Regions from separate parts of the Homo sapiens genome. Here region 1 is linked to region 2. Evidence: chromatin loops called from intact Hi-C (ENCODE). Cell type or tissue: MCF 10A. All regions are shown on one strand.

Region 1 (2,500 bases), 230 kb after region 2:
GTTTTCATGTCAGCAGCTTTGCTGGAAGCAGCTGGCATGTCCCCGAAGTGGCTGTTTGTGCCTATCGCTATTGCCTAATTCTAACGAAATCACTAAAAAGCATTTTGTGCTGTCATAATCGTTTGCATGAGCCATAACTAGCTCTTTCATTATTAAAGCCCCATCCAATGCTTGGGGTAATTTTGATAAAGACTTAATGATATGATGAGCTATTTCACCCTCCATTCACATCCAGTGATTCCAGAGCTGACCAATGCATTGTCTTAGAAAATAAAACACAACTTATGCTGGGTCAAAGGTGTAATTCTGAGATCAGTGGGAACATATCCAATTCTTCCTTCAGAAATCCCTTATAACTATTAACTCACTCCCCAGAAGCCCCCTGAAATGTGCCTTTATTTGCTGGCAATGAAATGTAATGTGTTTGGCTTCCAAGGCCTTGAGGAGCTGCCACCCACTGAGTAATAATCTAATAAAATGACTTCAGGGAGGACGAAACCCCTCTAGGGTCTTTATTTCGGATCTCCAGAGTCAGTGGTTGTGCCAGCACAACCCAGGGCAGCTCTCTCCTTTCCAGAGGTGAGAATGAACCTAGTGAGGTGTGCCCAGTTTCCTGGGGACCAGAGGAAAGGATTCAATCCTCATGGGTTCCAGGTTAGAAATGATGATCACAGGAGGGGTCCTGGCCATCGTAGAAATGGTTGTGTTGTGCTATGAGGGAAGCATTTTGAGCCTTCACAAAAACAAAAACCAGGAGGTTCTATCACTGAATGATGACCTCTGCACTTTTATTTCTTCGGTTCCTATGAAAGTATGCTCCAAGCTGGAGACCTGTGTTGTATTATTCCCATGGCTCCTAGACATGAAAGATAAGTAAGGCTGGATGAAATATGTGTCCACCAAAATCACTGTGATTATGGCTGGCCACAGTGACCAGCAGTCTCCTTCTTGTCTCTCACTGTGGTCAAAAGATAATGGTGTGTTTATTCAGCTTGCAAATGGTGAGGTTCTCATTTTTCATTTTCCTCTCATCTCTGCGTAACCTTTTAATCACTTCTTTGAAAATTAACACTGCTTTGGAAAAGGCTATCAGAGGAGAGGTGGAGTGGTATTGAAATCAGGTCTGTCGATATATAACATCTTAATTGGAGAAAAGCTGATGCTAAACCACCTGAAGCTACAAATATTGTCCTCTGAGGCCACATCAGTGAGTGTGGTGATGATATATCATCACTGAGAAACTGCATTTGGCTGGCAGTAAAAAAAAAAAAAAAAATTCCAAAATTGAGGCTTCAACAAGACAAGTTGTAAGAGGTTTTATTTGTAGTTTTTTCCTCTACCACATAAAGAGATGACCACAGAAAGTCTAATGTCTGTCTTCCTAGTATGGGGTTCCACAAATGCCCTCATGGCATAAAGTAAGCTTTATCCTACTCTTTGGGTAGGACCCTCATCCTCATGGCTTCCTGGCTAGCTGCTGGAGCTCCAACCATCACATCCTCATTCCTCAACAAAGAGAAAGGAGTTGGGAAAGTGGAGCTTGGCAATTGAGTCAAAACCCCTAAAAAAGCTTTCCTTGAATCCCTGCCCATACATCTCATTGGCCATTCCTATCTATAAGAGACACTTGGAAAAGGAATCTTTACCAGGTCCTATTGCCACCTCTACTCATGTAGGTTGTGTTAGTAAGGAAAAGGAGGGGGTGGATAGGAGGAAGTCACTCTCAGTCTCTGCCCAAGATGATAGATGACCTCTGCACTTTTATTTCTTCGGTTCCTATGAATGTATGCTCCAAGCTGGAGACGTGTTGTATTATTCCCATGCTTGGGCAGAAGCCATAGTACCCAGGGCTCCTAGGCATGAAAGATAAGTAAGGTTGGATGAAACTTCTCAAGCTCAAGTTGTCCTAGAGGTAGGAGTCCTCAGCAGTCAGGCTCCATGTCATAGTGTAAAAGTTAACCACGGAAAGCCAGTAACCATCAGCAATCTATGGTCAGAAGCCCCACCCTCCTGGTAGCTTCCAATCTCCATGGGGTAGAGCCATGGGGAGTCCACAGAAGTGCGAAAGTCAAGGGGAGGGATGCCAGGTGCCTCTCCCCACTGCACCAAGAGCAGCCCACTGTGCGCTGCTTTCTATATTCCATGTCCACCTGAGATCATTTTAGCAAAGGTTATATAGCTAAAAACAAAAATAATGATAAACCATGTATGGCCAACACCTGACCTTAAAAAGTAGCTCCCTAGAGACAGCTCTGTGTGCTCCTGACTGGCAAGCCATGTAGGCTGAGGCAGCAGCTGCCTCCCTCAGCCACCCAGATGAGAGTCGCTGCGACTCACTGTATGTCTGTGGCAATCTTCCTTCAATGTTCTGGGCACTGTGGGGTAATCTGGGGCTGACACGTCTGCCATTGCCCCCAAGAATTTGTAACATTCCTGAGTCCATCGGAGCAGTTAGCAGCTACCAAGTCTGGGTTGAGCTGTCAAGGAAAGCCCAATAGAA
Region 2 (2,500 bases):
TGTGCAGATAGTTTTGCCTGCTTCAGGTAAAGGTAACCTTTCAGTTAGAAATGCTTTCTATTTGTTACAGATATTCAAAGAGTGGAAGTTTTTCAACTAGTGATCCTACACAATTGAAAATAACCGAAATTGTATTTTGACCAAAGTGCATTCCCTCCCCACCCCCTACTATTATGTAAGGAGAGGGTGCTGCATCTGGTGTCTTATGTATTATACTGAAGAGTCTAAGTTGGGAAAGCTAAATATCCAATTATTTTAATTTTTACCTGTATTGTTTTTGGAGGGAGATAAGGGAGCAGAGTATTGATGGAAAACAAGGGAAGAAGAAACTAGGGGCAGCTAGTATTCAGCCAGAAAGTAAAATTATATACATTATTGCAGCAGTAATGCATTTATAAGCTGAATAAATCAAATCTAATTTTGTGACTAGTTCTGACATGATATGAATTTAAAGAAACTACTACCAAATTCAGTTTAATAAAAATTTTAGCATTTCTATGACCTTGAGTATTTGGATTAGGTTTAAATTAGAATCGCAGTTTTCTTCCTTTTCTTGTAAATAGGCAAAGTAAATTTAATGTAAAAATTTGAAACTCGCTTTAATTTTTGAAAATGCAATTATTGGCAATTTTTGACCTTAGTAATTTCCATGCTGTTACCCAGGGATCAATTTAAATAATATTCATACCCTGGATGATGCCAACCATCAGGTAAGTCTAGTCTCTTACCTGACTCTTTTGAAATATTAAGGTATTTTGAGAATGCTCTGTAATCTAATGTGTTTTTCTTTCTGTTTCAATTGAGCAGTAATTCCCTACCTTGCTTAATTCTAAAATGGACATCATATCTTCATTCTTAAATGGAAGGTAAAATAGAGGTTACTATAGGGTTATTTTAGGGCATAAATGCCTATGGTATTGTATGTCAGTTTGGGAAGTTTGCCTTCACGCCTTCAAGTGTACAGGGAGATAGTTACTCCTTCAATGTGTGAAATGATTCTGTAGTGCCCTTCCTGCACTGAAGGGGGAAGAAGAATCTGAAACATAACACCAGAGGACTAGGTATGTTTGGAGAATTAAATAACTATTTCACAGCCAGACAACACTACAGACAGCTGCAAATAGAGAAAAGAAGGAAAACTTTTAAGATACGTGGATGTAAGCTTTCATTCTTACATCAATGGAAGTGATGATAGCAGTCAGCAGGTCAGTTCGATGCTCAGTGATAAGAAATAACAGGGTTATTTCAAGGTAAGGTAATCAGGCTCTAAGTTGCCAAGAACAGTAATTCATGTACTTGCTGGTTTCAGTTCAGAAGTTGCATAACATTCAAATATTTCTTACCTTGTCACTTTAATAATTCAGTGGAATTATCTTAATTTAGTGTGCTATGTTACCATTACTAAATTGGGGATGTTACATGATGGTGATCTTCAATTAAACTTAGGAATGTTGCAGACATTTTCTTCATCATTGACCTGTTGTTTTTCCTTTTCATAATTCAGATTTGTTTGATATACCAATAAATGTTGGCTATATCACTGATCATTTTATTATTCATAGTCTTGATAACATTATAGTTTATTATGACTCATATATAATGATTCATTGCAGCTGATAAAATGTTGTTAGGGATTGTATTGTGAGATTTTATTACTACCAAATATATAAATTAAAATGTGGAAGTGTCTGAGTTATTGTAAGTCATGTGATTGCAAAGCATTTTTCCTGAATGGAATAATGCCTGGTGACTGGGTGGGTGCCAATCCAGGTAGCTAGATATAGAATAATACAGTCTTCACAAAATCCAGAACTCACAATATAGGGTAGGGAGGGAGGGGGCCAGGGGAAGCACCTTTCTTTGACATCTGAGGCATGTTTGACTTCTATAGTTTCCTCTCCACTAAATATAAATTGGGTGAGTTGCAAATATTTAATGGTGTTAGTACTGCTCTTCCTTCATCTGTGCCCCTACACTGCCCCCACCACCCTGCCACAACACACACACACTATGCCATCACCACATCTGTGAGCTTGGCAAGGCAGAGGAAGCTCCTTATGGCCTGAGACCATGTACATAAAATGTAGACATTGGTGTCCTGTATTCCAGGTTGAATTTAAAACAGGTATGGGGTTTGACACAAAAATGATACTGTATATGAAGGTTAGGTAAAATATGTATTTGAAGTGAGGCTATCAGGGTACTATGCAGGCTTTTGGGGCCTGGCCCGAAACTTGGAATGCAGTTTTTCATAGAAACCCACAATCAGTTTACAAATAGACTTTTGAAACACTGGCTAGGTGGTATCTGAAGTTTTGGCCCATTGCAAGCTGTGTCTGAATTGCAAGCATGAGGGAAGTAAAAAGCATCCCAAATCAGAAATTAGGAGATCTGCCATTAAACCTTATTACCTTGACAAACCATTTAATGTTTGGATGATAGCTTCCTCCTTTTAAAAATACAATTTGGATTATATTGATCTAAGTTATATTTTAGCTCA

The links. A loop is a pair of places that touch in the nucleus more often than their neighbours do. Peaks named below come from ENCODE experiments on the same cell type or tissue, not always from the same donor. Only the 100,000 strongest peaks of a DNase experiment are listed, where the experiment ranks them.
Region 1: it touches region 2 in a loop (4-fold over the local background); 5 of 110 quality-filtered maps call a loop at or near these places.

Annotation. Positions count from the first base shown.
Region 1 is chr2:158,686,561-158,689,060 of GRCh38, forward strand. The region is part of intron 1 of PKP4-AS1 (PKP4 antisense RNA 1); the gene reads right to left. Among named protein-coding and RNA genes, the nearest start is that of PKP4-AS1, 47 kb to the right of the region's middle. In MCF 10A, no CTCF peak of the experiment used is centred here; no DNase peak of the experiment used is centred here.
Region 2 is chr2:158,459,835-158,462,334 of GRCh38, forward strand. The region is part of intron 1 of PKP4 (plakophilin 4); the gene reads left to right. Among named protein-coding and RNA genes, the nearest start is that of PKP4, 4.1 kb to the left of the region's middle. In MCF 10A, a CTCF peak has its summit at 1,006; no DNase peak of the experiment used is centred here.